Regions from separate parts of the Homo sapiens genome. Here region 1 is linked to region 2. Evidence: chromatin contacts called from ENCODE Hi-C or POLR2A ChIA-PET data. All regions are on one chromosome and are shown on one strand. Each heading gives the region's core, a stretch centred on a gene start or an enhancer-like site at or near the end of the contact. The rest is flanking DNA. Distances are from core to core; before and after follow the strand shown.

What was found. Hi-C counts contacts between places; a loop is a spot of excess contacts on that map. ChIA-PET counts read pairs that join two places held with the same protein, here RNA polymerase II (POLR2A). Pooled maps may share reads with other maps.
Region 1: a pooled map shows a loop between it and region 2 (2.6-fold over the local background). The contact joins the promoter of TEKTL1 here to the promoter of NDUFB7 in region 2. A Hi-C loop is called at or near these places in 1 of 168 maps with a recorded cell type or tissue (MCF 10A) and 7 of 50 pooled maps. POLR2A ChIA-PET finds 5 or more read pairs at or near these places in 2 of 52 experiments (Panc1 and activated CD4-positive, alpha-beta T cell).

Annotation. Positions count from the first base shown.
Region 1 is chr19:15,005,915-15,012,738 of GRCh38, reverse strand. It overlaps TEKTL1 (tektin like 1), which reads right to left and starts at 2,013. Exons shown (of 7, transcript NM_173482.3): 1 at 1,344-2,013. The coding sequence starts at 1,913. It also overlaps a transcript of SLC1A6 not described here.
Region 2 is chr19:14,568,682-14,575,586 of GRCh38, reverse strand. It overlaps NDUFB7 (NADH:ubiquinone oxidoreductase subunit B7), which reads left to right and starts at 3,521. Exons shown (of 3, transcript NM_004146.6): 1 at 3,521-3,698. The coding sequence starts at 3,587. RefSeq lists an enhancer at 3,300-3,589.

The DNA of each region.
Region 1 (6,824 bases), core at 764-3,263, 440 kb before region 2:
TCAAGGAGTCTGAATCAGGGGCTGCACCCTCTCTCCCTGGCTGGGAGATTTGGATAATTTTCTCCTCTGGGGCAGGGAAGCTGAGGATCTCATCTCCTTGGGCAGGGCTCACTCTTTGGGTCTTGGGGGCTTAGGCATCTCTTCCTGGGCCTGTATCCATCATCTTTTTTTGTTTGTTTGTTTTTGAGTCTCACTATCTCCTAGGCTGAAGTGTAGTGGCCCTATCATATTTCACTACAGCCTTGAACTCCTGAGCTCAAACAATCCTGCTTCAGCCTCCTAAGTAGCTGGGACTAGAGGCATGCACCACCATGCCTGACTATTTTTTTTAAACTTTGGTGCAGAGAGGGTCTTGCTGTGTTGTCCAGGCTGGCCTCAAACTCCTGGCCTCAAGCAATCCTCCTGCCTTGGTGTCCTGAAGTGCTGGGATTACAAGCACAAACTACCAAACTTGGCTAATTTACCTGCAATTTTTGGAGAGATGGGATCTCACTGTGTTGCCCATGCTGGTTTGCGGTTGGCCTGATTATAGCTTACTGCAGCCTCAAACTCTTGGGCTTAAGCAATCCTCCTGCCTCAGCCTCCAAGTAGCTGGGACCATAAGTGCATGCCACCATGCTGGGCCACTAAAAATTTTTTTTTTTTTGTAGAGACGGGGTCTCACTATGTTGCTCAGGCTGGTCTCCAACTCCTGGCCTCAAGCAATCCTCCCGCATCGGCATCCCAAAATGCTGGGATTACAGGTGTGCACCAACACACCCAGCTAACTTTTTAAAATTTTTGGTAGAGACAGGTTCTCACCTGTCACCCAGGCTGGAACACAGTGGTGCCATCATAGTTCACTGCAACCTGGAAGGCCTGGACTCAAGCGGTCCTCACACCAAGGCCTCCCAAAGTGCTGGGATTACAGGCGTGAGCTACTGCATCTGGCCCTCATCTTCTTGTGCCCTTATTCACCGGAGTTGGGTGTTCTCTCTATGGAAATATTTTTTTTTTTTTTTTTTGAGATGGAGTTTTGCTCTTGTTGCCCAGGCTGGAGTGCAATGGCACGATCTCGGCTCACTGCAACCTCTGCCTCCCGGGTTCAAGTGATTCTCCTGCCTCAGCCTCCCAAGTAGCTGAGATTACAGGCATGCGCCACCAGGCCCGGCTAATTTTGTATTTTTAGTAGAGACGGGGGTTTCACCATGTTGGTCAGGCTGGTCTCGAATTCCTGACCTCAGGTGATCAACCAGCCTTGGCCTCCCAAAGTATGGAAAGGATTTCCCCGGGGCTGGACACCGCATAGCGGAGGCCTCAGTCTTTGCAGTTAGGCTGGGGTTGGGCGTGGGGGAGGGTCCCACCTTCTCAGACTTGGGCCTGTAGCCCCGCAGCTTGACGCTCTGCTGGTTAATAAGCAGACCCTTGCGCACTTCGCTGAGCCTGTGGTCGGTGACCTCGCGCTGGCGCAGCAGCTGTCGCACCCGCCCGTTAATCTGGTGCTGCGCGCGGCCGAGGCGGGCGGCGGTGAGGCGCGCTCCACGCGCGTGCGCGTGCACCACCTCGGTGGTCTGCAGGGCGCGCGCTTTGCGGTGCAAGGGTAGCGGCAGGCGGGCGTACCAGGCGGGCGGCTTCATCTTGCCCTTCCACAGCGTGACGCCCTCGCCTGGCGGCGGCTTCTCCAAGGTGCCGCCGCCTTTGATCATCTCCACGCGGAAGCGCCAGGGCTGGATGTAGGCGGCGCGGCCGAGGTGGTGGGCCACGTTCGGGTCCAGCACGCTGTCCTTGGGCTGCCACATGGTCACCGCCTCCTGCCCGCAGCGATCGGTCAGAATGTGCGCGGTCCTCGCCATGGCCTGAGCTGCCTCGCGCCATGCTGGGGCCCCAACGCGTGTGTCCTGGCTGCGCTCAGCCGGGGGTACCAACACGCGCATGGTCCCTGCTTGGTCTCTCGGCCTGGCCGGGAACCCTAGGCGGAGCGGAAGGGACCCCAAAGACACACAACTCTTTCCTGGCCTGTAGAGACAGTGTACTGAGAGCGCCCGTCACCATAGCGATGGGCGCAACAAGGGAGGTGGAATTCCAGAGGTGGGGGGAGGAGTAGGATGGAGTCTTTGCTTTGGAACTTGGCCTAAGTGCACTGGCATCCTGACTCCTTGAGAAAGAGCCCATCTAGCATCCTTCTCGCCGTTGCTTCCAGCAACATGGCCCTTCTTCCAGCTTTAGGATGTCCTAAGCGCTTCCAGCTGTCCAGGTCACACTCTGTCGCATGTCGGTAAGCATGGAAGAAGGGCCAGGCTTCTCACCAGGCATTCCTCTCGCCGTTACCTTCCAGCACATGGCCCTTCTTTCAGCTTCAGGGTGTCCGAAGCGCCTTCACACTTGGAAGCTTGGGACTTGCTGTTCCCACAGGTAGAATACTCCCATGGCTGGCCACTTTGCAGTCTTCAGATTTTTGCTGGCTGGGTTCTTGGTGTCCTTGACTACCCAAAAGTAGCTTTTTTAGTCTTACGTTTTCTTTTCTTTTCTTTTCTCTCTCTCTCTTTCTTTTTTCTTTCTTTCTTTTTTTTTTTTTTCATAGAGTCTTGCACTGTCGTCTGGGCTGGAGTGCAGTGGTGCGAGCTGGGCTCACTGCAATCTTCACCTCTCGGGTTCAAGAGATTCTCCTGCCTCAGTCTCCTGAGTAGCTGGGCTTACAGGCGCCCACCACCATGCCCAGCTAATTTTTTGCATTTTTTTTTTTTAGTAGAGACGGGGTTTCGCCATGTTGGCCAGGCTGGTCTCGAACTCCTGACCTCGTGATTCTCCTGCCTCGGCCTCCCAAAGTGCTGGCATTACAGGCGTGAGCCACCACGCCTGGCTTAGTCTTACATTTTCTTTCGTGTCTTCATAGCACTCACCGCTATCTGAAATTATCTTATTCATTTATTGGTTTACTTTTTAACTTTTGGGCATCTCTCACCTGCCCTAGAAGAATTAAGAGCCTTTAAAAAAAATTTATTTTTATGGATTTGGGATACAAGTGCAGTTTTGCTACATGGATATATTTTCTAGTGGTGAAGACTAGGCTTTTAGTGCAATCATCACCCAAATAGTGTACATTGTAGCCAATAGGTAGTACTGTATCCCTCACCCCCTTCTCACCCTCCTACCTACGGGAGCCTCCAATGTCTGTTTTCCACTCTGTTTGTCCATGTGTACCCATGGTTTAGCTTCCACTTAGAAGTGAGAACATGAGTTTTTTTGACTTTCTATTTCTCGGTCATTTCACTTAAGATAATGGCCTCTAGTTCCCTCCATGTTGCTGCAGAAGACAAGATTTCACTGTTTTTTATGGCTAAGTATTCCACGGCATATATATGTGATATATATCTGCTATATATAGAGCACATACATGTGACATATATGCTATATATATGTGCCATGTAGATAGGATATCTATGTGATATATATGTTATCTAGAGAGCATATATATGATATTTATAGATATATAGATATCTATGTGATATATATGCTATTTAGATAGCATATCTATGTGATAGATATGCTATATATAGGGCATATGTATTTGGTATAGATATGCTATATATATGCTGTCTAGATAGCATATCTATGTGATATATATATGCTATCTAGATATATGATAGATATGCTATTTATAGGGCATTTGTATCCGATATATATATGCTATCTAGATAGCATATCTATGTGATCTGTGTAGATAGCATATATGTATATTTTATATATATATGTTTATATATTTGAGACAAGATCTCACTCCAATTTCCCAGGCTGAAGTGCAGTGGCATGATCTCGGCTCACTGCAACCTCTGCCTCCCAGGCTCAGCTGATTCCATCACCTTGGCCTCCTGAATAGCTGAAATTACAGGTGCCTGCCTGTAAAAAAAAAAAAAACGCGAATTATTTTTGTTTTTTTAGTGGAGGTGGGGTTTTTGCCATGTTACCCAGGTTGGTTTCAAACTCTTGGACTCAAGCAATTCGACTTCCTTGACCTCCCAAAATGCTGAGATTACAGGGGGAAATCACCGCACCCAGCTTGTATACCATATTTTAACATCCAATCATCTGCTAATGGACACATAAGTTGATTCCATAACTTTGCTATAGTGAATAGTGCTGCCATAAACATGTAAGTGTGGATGTCTTTTTAATATAATGATTTCTCTTCCTTTAGGTATATACTCAGCAGTGGGATTGCTGGATCAAAGGGCAGTTCTATTTTTAGTTCTTTGAGAAATTGCCATCTGTTTCCCTAGAGGTTGTACTAATTTGCATCCCCACCAACAGTGTATAAGCTTTCCCTTTTCTCTGCATCCTTGCCAACCTCTGTTTTTTTTTCTTTTTACTTTTAAAATAATAGATATTCTGTATATATATATCTCTCTTTTTCTAAAGAGACTGAGCCCCACTTTGTGGCCCAGGCTGGAGTGCAGTGGGGGGATCATGGTTCACTGCAGCCTCCAACTCCTGATATCAAGCCATCCTTCTGCCTCAGTCTCCCAAAAAGCGAGGACTATAGGCGCACGCCACCACACTTGGCTAATTTTTAAATTTTGTGTAAAGACAGAGTCTTGCTAACATTGCCCAGGCTGGTCTCAGACTCCTGGGCTCAAGCAGTCCTCCCACCTCAGCCTCCCAAAATGGTGAGATTATAAGCCTGAGCCACTGCACCCAGACTCATTGTGTGTGTGTGGTTGGTTTTTTTTTGGGGGGGGGGCAGACTTTTGATCTTGTTTCCCAAGCTGGAGTGCAGTGGCATGATCTCGACTCACTGCAACCTCTGCTTCCTGGGTTCAAGCGATTCTTCTGCCTCAGCCTCCCGGGTAGCTGGGATTACAGGTGCGTGTCACCACACCCGGCTAATTTTTGTATTTTTAGTAGAAATGGGGTTTCACCATGTTAGCCAGGCTGGTCTCAAAGTCCTGACCTCAGATGATCCACCCGTCTCGCCCCCACAAAGTGCTGGGACCACAGGTATGAGCCACCGTGCCCGGCCTCTCATTGTGATTTTAATTGGCATTTCTCTGATGATTGACTCTAAGAGCCTCTAGAACAGGAAGCATGCTAGTCTTGTATCCTCAGTGTCTGTATAGTTCATAGCACATAGTGGGTCCTTAATACACATAGGATAAAGAAACGGATGGAATCAATCACATGCTATGATCATCTTACTTGATTTTTTTTTGTGAGATGAAATTTTCATAAATACAATGAATGATTTTAAGGTGCACAATTCAGAGGCATTAACACCTTCACAGTGTGGTGCAATCACCACTTGTATCGAATTCTAGAACACTTCACCAATCCCCAAATAAAACCTCATCCCCACGAGCGCTCACTCTCATTCCCCTGTCCCCTCAGCTCCTGGTAACCACTCATCTGCTCCCTGTCTCTGTAGATTTGCCTGTTCTGGACATTTCATGTCAATGGAGTCTCACACTATGTGGCCTTTTGTATCTGGTTTCTCTCACTCAGCATCGTGTTTTCCAGATTTGTCCATGTTGTAGCACGGATCAGTGCTTCTGTCCTTTTCATGGCTGAATCATATTCCATTGCATTTATATACCATAACTTTGTTTATCCATCTGACCAATGATGGACATTTGTTTTTCACTTGTGAGCTTCATGAGGGCATTGACCTCGCCTCTCCTATTTACCATTGTATTCCACTACCGAGCACCCAGCACAGATAGTGGCTCATGGCAAGCACTCAATACGTACTTATTAGAGGAATACGTAAGTGGAAGAATCAATACATGTTTTATTTTTATTTTATTTTATTTTTTCAGACAGGATCACACTCTGTCACCCAGGCTGGAGTGCAGTAGCACGATCATGGCTCACTGCAGCCTCAACCTCCTGGACTCAAGGGATCCTCTCACTCTCAGCCTCCTAAGTATCTAGGACTACGGGCATGTGCCACCATGCATAGCTTATTTTTAAATTTTCTTTTCTTTTCTTTTTCTTTTTTTTTTTTTGTAGAGACAGGGTCTTGCTATCTTTCCCTGGCTGGTCTTGGTCTCCTGGCCTTAAGTAATTCTCCTGCCTCGGCCTACAAAGGTGCTGGGATTACAGGCATGAGCCACCGTGCCTGTCCAAATATTTTCGTATTGAGTGAATGAGAGGTGCGACAGTCAAGAAAGAATGAATGACCCTGGGTTTGTAATCAAGGGATCATTCAGTAATGGGGGGTGGGGGGAATAAGATGGGCAACCAGCGACTCCCACGCCAGCCATCCTGGAGACCCGCCGTTATGTTCTTTAGGGCCACTAGCAAGAAATGGGGCCAGATAACCTTTGGCGATGGAGGCTTGGGAATATGGGGTTAGCACAGTCATTTGCTGCTGGGACCAGTGGTATCTGGTTCAACAAATTTTCATGAGCATCAGGAGGATATTATGGTCTGTATTCTGGATCCAGATGAACTAGGATTCAAATTATGATTCTGCCACTTGCTGTCTACGTGATCTCGAGCAATTCACTTAACATCTCTGTGCCTGCGTTGCCCCATCTGTCAACTCAGGTAATAGGATTGTGGCATGGAGACAATGAGTTAATATGAATGAAGTGCTTAGCACCATGGCTGACACCTAGTAAGCATTATGTAAGTGTTTACTTTTGACTTTTATTAATAGAATGAATCCATGAATGAGCTATTTCAAAACCAGAAGAGGTCCAGAGAGGGTTTCACAAAGAACCAGGGAGACACCTCATGTGAGATGACCTGCACACAACCATCTACCTTTGCTTTGTTCATGAAGTACGTCCACCTTCCCAACCAGGGGATCTCATTTGGGTAGGCTTGCTGCCTGGTGTATGAAGCAC
Region 2 (6,905 bases), core at 2,272-4,771:
GGCACTAAGCACTTTTGATGCAACCATCTGATTCTTCCACCTTCTCTATTTATTTATTCCTGTGTTTATTCAACAAATTATTTATTTTATTGTATTGTTCTGTATTTATTTTCAGAGACAGGGTCTTGCTCTGTTGACCAGGCTGGAGTGCAGTGGCATGATCATTGCTCACTGCAGCCTCAACCTCCTGGGCTCAAGCGATCCTCCCACTTCAGCCTCCCAAGTAGCTGGGACTACAGGTGCATGCCACCAGCCCGGCTAATTTTTTTATTTTTTTGTAGAGACAGGGGTCTCCCTATATTGCCCAGGCTGGTCTCAAAGTCCTGTTCTCAAGTGATCCTTCTGCCTCCGCCTCCCAAAGCCGTGTAATTACAGTCGTTAGCCACCGCACCCAGTCTATTCAACAAATATTTTCTAAGCATCTACTGCACGCCAGTTCTGTTCTAGGTGCAGTAATATGGCAGTGAACAAGACAGACAAAATTCCCTGCTTCACAGAGCTGAGTTGAGAGAAGAGACCAATAATAAACAAAATAAATAAGGCAAATGGATCGCAGTTTAAATGGTGCTAAGTGCGAAGGAGGAAAATAAAGGTCCAGCATGATGGCTCACGCCTGTAATCCCAGCACTTTGGGAGGCCAAGGCAGGTGGTTTGCTTGAGCCCAAGAGGTTGAGATCAGCCTGGGCAACATGGCAAAACCTCATCTCTACAAAAATACAAATATTAGCTGGGCGTAGTGGCACGCACGTGGAATCCCAGCTACTCGGGAGGCTGAGGCAGGAGGGTCGCCTGAGCCCAGGAGGCAGAGGCTGCAGTGAGCCGAGATCATGACACTGCACTCCAGCCTGGGTAATAGAGCAAGACCCTGTCTTGAAAAAATAAAAAAATAAAGCCAGGAAAGGGGTGGAATCCATCAGGAGGAGGGGAGCCCTCGCTGGCTGGGAACATTATGAGATAGGTATTACAAACCTCATCTTACAGATGAGTAAACTCAGTCTGCGAGAAATGAAGTCACTTCTGGGGGTCACACAGGGAAAGTGAGCTAGTACTGTAATTTGCCTCTCTGGACTCCCTTTGAGCTCTGACCTCTGGGTGAGCAGCTGAAGCACAGAGAAAGGAAGATTAAGGAGACACGCCCAGAACACGTCAGGGTTACTGGATGCAGCTGTGCAGGCTGTGCACGGCACAACTCCAGAAGCACCATTCATAGAGATCACAATGTGAATGCTGCCCCCTTGAGTCTAGAAGGGCACAAGAATCACAGATTAATGTGGTGGCCTGGAGATAGGGACAGGTCACACAGGTAGCCCTGGAAAGAAGGTCTCAGCTGGACGCAGTGGTTCAAGCCTGTAATCCCTGCACTTTGGGAGGCCGAAGCGGGTGGATCACCTGAGGTCAGGAGTTCAAGACCAGCCTAGCCAACATGATGAAACTCCGTCTCTACTAAAAATACAAAAAAATTATTTGGGAGGCCAAGGCGGGCGGATCACAAGGTCAGGAGATCAAGACTATCCTGGCTAACACGGTGAAACCCCGTCTCTACTAAAAATACAAAAAAAGTAGCCGGGCGTGGTGGCGGGCGCTTGTAGTCCCAGCTACTCGGCAGGCTGAGGCAGGAGAATGGCGTGAACCCGGGAGGCGGAGCTTGCAGTGAGCCGAGATTGCGCCACTGCACTCCAGCCTGGGCAACGGAGCAAGACTCCGTCTCAAAAAAAAAAAAAAAAAAATTAGCTGGCCGTGATGGCACCCACCTGTAATCCCAGCTACTTAGGAGGCTAAGGCAGGAGAATCGCTTGAAACCAGAAGGCGGAGGTTGCGGTGAGCCGAGATCACACCACTGCACTCCAGCCTGGGCAACAAGAGTGAAACTCTGTCTCAAAAAAAAAAAAAAAAAAGAAAGAAAAAGAAAAGTCTCTATTGCCAGTTGTCTATTCTCAATAGCTTGCTTTTTTCACTTAATATATCAGCAGCCACTTCCCCATGTCAACACATAAAGATCTAGTTGAGTAATTCTCCCAAAGCTGGTCACTAGACCAGCAACATCACATCACCTGGGAATTTTTATAGACAGGGTCTCACTCTGTTGCCTAGGCTGGAGTGCAGTGATGGGATCACGGCTCACTGCAGCCTGGAACTCCTGGGCTCAAGTTATCCTCCTGCCTCAGCCTCCCGAGTAGCTGGGACTACAAGCGTGCACCACCACACCCAGCTTTTTTTTTTTTTTTTTTTTTTGTAGAGATAGAGTCTCCCTATATTGCCCAGGCTGGTCTCAAACTCCTGAGTTCAGGCGATCCTCCCATCTCAGCTTCCCAAAGCTCTGAGATTACAGGTGTGAGCCACTGCCCTGGCCCATATTTTTTTTTTTCCATTAGACTGTTTTTCTGTTCCATTAGACTGTAAGCTTGAAAGACAGGAACCACGTCTGCCTTTCTGTCTGACCACTGGACCCAGCATACCATACAGTAGATGCCTAATACATGCTTTGTCAGACTGGGGAAAAATATATATTAGATATTAATATTAGATATTAATATATTTTAAAATTGTATAAAGATTGCATATATATATATAATTTATTTGAAATTTCAGCTTTAAATAATTGTTTTTGACCAGGCACAGTGGCTTACGCCCATAATCCCAACACTTTGAGAGGCTGAGGCGGGAGGATCCCTGGAGCCCAAGAGTTCAAGGTTGCAGTGAGCTATGATTGTGCCACTGTGCTCCAGCCTGGGCGACAGAATGAGACCCTATCTCAAAAAATAATAATATAATAATAACTGTATTTATGAATAACTTTTATTTAAATTAAATTTATCAAAATCTTTCTTGGACAGGCACTGTGGCTCATGCCCGTAATCCCAGCAATTTGGGAGGCTGAGGCGGGGGAATCACTTGAGGTCAGGGGTTCGAGACCAGCCTGGCCAACTGGCGAAACCCCGTCTCTACTAAAAATACAAAAATTAGCTGGGGGTGGTGGCGGGCGCCTGTAATCCCAGCTACTCAGGAGGCTGAGGCAAGAGAATTTGAGCCCAGGAGGTGGAGGCTGCAGTGAGCCGAGATCGCGCCAATACACTCCAGTCTGGGCGACAGGTACTGTGTCTCCAAAAACAAAAAATTCTTAAAGTGACTTTATGCAAAATTACATACATTAACGATATAATAGATATCGTGCCTTTTTTAAGAGAAATTTGAATGTTTTCAAAGAAAAAACTTTTTGGAAAATGATATGAAAAATAATTTTAATATGTGCTTTAGCCTCGGGCTACCAGAAGAGCCCCAGATAGGGTCGAGGGAGGCCTCAGTCCCACACCGTCCCCTTCTGCCCCGCCCAGATGGATTTCCAGGCTCAGGGAAGTCCCCTCTCGGGTCCAACCATATCCTGCGAAGAGACACAGCACCTGTCCCGCCTCCGCCTGTCCGCGAGGTGACGCCAGGCGGACCGGAGCGATCCTCTGGAGTCCTTCATCTCTATGATCTCCGCAGCTGCCTAAATGACCCGGAAGCTGTGTCTGACTGAGGGGTCAGTGGTTCCGGGTAGGAGCTAGGTGACCCTCGGCTGCTGCAGGGATCTGCAGCGACTGCAGCCATGGGGGCCCACCTGGTCCGGCGCTACCTGGGCGATGCCTCGGTGGAGCCCGACCCCCTGCAGATGCCAACCTTCCCGCCAGACTACGGCTTCCCCGAACGCAAGGAGCGCGGTGAGGCCCAGTGCGCAGGCGCAGCCAGAGGGCGTGGGGCGCGGGTGCCTGAACACCTGGCACCCCAGGGCTGGCACCCCAGGGCTGGGCTCTAACCTCAGGTGTTGTATCTGGGTTTGGGTCTAGACTAGGAGTCCACAGGACGTGCATGACCCCACCTCAGTGTGGAGGCGTTCCAGCCCAAGGGCACGGCTTGAGCAAAAGCCAGGGAGCAAAAGTGAGGCGACAAGTGGGGGTTCGGGCAGGAATGCGACGCGCAGAGCTGGGTCGAGTCTTTTTTTTTTTTCTTTTGAGACGGAGTCTCGCTTTTTCTTTCAGGCTGGAGTGCAGTGGCTTGGTCTCGATTCACTGGCAGCCTCCACCTCCCGGGTTCAAGCGATTCTCCTGCCTCAGCCTCGCGAGTAGCTGTGATTACAGATGTGTACCACCATGCCCAGCTACTTTTTTGTATTGTTAGTAGAGACGGGGTTTCTCCTTGTTGGCCAGGCTGCTCTTGAACTCCTGACCTCAAGTGATCCGCCCGCCTCGGCCTCCCCAAGTGCTGGGATCGCAGAAGTCAGTCACCACGCCCGGCCTCGGGCCAAGTCTTGGGGGACGTGGGGAGTCATGGGAGGGCAGGGACACGTTCATTGTACCCCCTTCCTGATGTCACTGCAATTGTGGGGTATGCACAAGGAAATAAGGAAGATTCGAGCTGCAAATACTGTCCTGCAAAGTGCTTTGTTTTGCTTTGAGACGGGATCTTGCTCTGTTGCCCAGGCTGAGTGTAGTGGCACAATCACAGCTCATTGCATCCTCGACCTCCTGGGCTCAAATGATCCTCCCGCCTCAGCCTCCCGAGTAGCTGGGACTACAGGAGCGCCCCAGGATGCCAGACTGATTTTTTATTTTTTGTAGAGTTGGGGGTCTTGCTGTGTTGCCCAGGCTGGTCTCAAACTCCTGGGCTCAAACGATCCTTCTGCCCAGCCTCCCAAAGTGCTGGGATTGAAGATGTGAGCCACTACGCCCAGGATGGTTTTTTGGTTCGTGTGTTTGTTTTTGCTTTTAATGTAGTAATATCACAGGCATACCGAGCACCAGCTCTGGGCCACGTCCCACATTAGGCACCGCGGATACAGCAGGGAACTGGAGGGATGCAGGCACTGTCTCCAGAGAACTCAGCACAGTGGGAAAGATTGTGGAATCAGGCAGAGCTGGGGGTGTCAAAGCAGGCTTCCAAGAGGCAGTGGCTGGAAACAAAGACGTGAAGGGTGGCCGGTCGTGGTGGCTCATGCCTGTAATCCCAGCACTTTGGGAGGCTAAGGCGGGCAGATCACCTGGGGTCAGGAGTTTGAGACCAGCCTGGCCAACATGGTGAAACACCATCTCTACTAAAAATATAAAAATTGAGGCCGGGCATGGTGTCTCACACCCATAATCCCAGCACTTTGGGAGGCCGAGGCGGGCAGATCACGAGGTCAGGGGATTGAGACCATCCTGGCCAATGTGGTGAAACCCTGTCTCTACTAAAAATACAAAAATTAGCCAGGGGCGTGGTGGTGCACACCTGTAGTCCCAGCTACTCAGGAGGCTGAGGCAGGAGAATCGCTTGAACCCAGGAGGCAGAGGTTATAGTGAGCCGAGATCACACCACTGCACTCCAGCCTGGGCGACAGAGCAAGACTCCATCTCAAAAACAAAATACAAAAATTAAGCCGGGCACGGTGGCTTATGCCTGTAATCCCAGCACTTTGGGAGGCCAAGGCCGGTGGATCACCTGAGGTCAGGAGTTTGAGACCAGCCTGGCCAACATGGTGAAACCCCGTCTCTACTCTACTAAAAATACAAAAATTAGCCAGGTGTGGTGGCGCATGCCTGTAATCCCAGCTGTCTGGGAGGCTGAGGCAGGAGAATTGGCTGGAACCCAGGAGGCAGAGGTTGCAGTGAACCAAGGTCAGGCCACCACACTCCAGCCTGGGTGACAGAGCGAGACTGTCTGAAAAAACAAAACAAAACAAAACAAAGATGTGAAGGGGCATGAGTAGGGGTTGACCAAAGAGAGGTGGCAGAGCCAAGCTTCTAAGCAGAGGAGGGACACAATCAGTTTTGGTTGGTCAAAAGGTCACACTGTCTACTGAGTGGGCGACAAGCTTGAGACAGAGACCTCTAAGCAGCCTGGATTTGAGAGAAAGTTGGGAGATGGTATAATCACTCCAGTGTCCACACTCCGGGTAGTCCTTCCGCCCCAGCTGAACCTGCAGTTCATTGGTCCGTCCACCTTCCTCCCACTGCCTCACATACCTTGCTTTCCCCAAGATCAGCTTTGCAAACGCTAGCAACCTGCTGCCCTTCTCTCTTGCTTACTCTGGATAAACTCACCTCTTTCCCTTCCTTGGTGCCTATCCCCGTGCAACTGAACATAATGGGGGGCGGGGAGATAAGAAAAAAACAGCTCTAAGCCAGGCAAAATGGCTCATGCCTGTAATCCCAACGGTTTGGGAGGCAAAGGCAGGAGGATTGCTCAAGGCCAGAAGTTCAAGAACAGCCTGGGCAACATAGCAAGGCCCTGTCTCTACAATTTTTTATTTTTATTTTTTAATTAGCTGGGTGTGGTGGCGCATTCCTGCAGTCCCTGCTGACCGGTCTCCCGATTGGTACTCCAGTGGACTCTTTATGGTGCCTGGCCTTTCTCTTACCTCCCGGATCCTTCACTCTCTCCCTCCCTCCTAGATCACTGTCCCCTGCCCTCTCTTTCCTCCTTTCCACCCCCTTTCAGCCAGTCACTTTGCTCACTGCAACATCTGCCTTCCCGGTTCAAGCGATTCTCCCGCCTCAGCCTCCCGAGTAGCTGGGATTACAGGTGCGTGCCACCACACCTGACTCATTTTTGTATTTTTAGTAGAGACAGGGTTTTACCATGTTGGCCAGGCTGATCTCGAACTTCTGACCTCAAGTGATCCACCTGCCTCGGCCTCCCAAAGTGCTGGGTTTACAGGCGTGAGCCACCGCGCCTGGCCCATATTTATTTATTTGTTTGTAGAGATGGGCTCTCGCTCTGTTGCTTAGGCTGGAGTGCAGTGGGGTGGTTATCACCCACTGCAGCCTCAAACTCCTGGGTTCAAGCGATCCTCCCGAGTAGCTCTGGATACTCCGTGTGCACTACCGTGCAAAGATAATTTTATTTTTTTCTGGACATGGGATCTTTCTGTGCTCCCCAGGCTGGTCTCC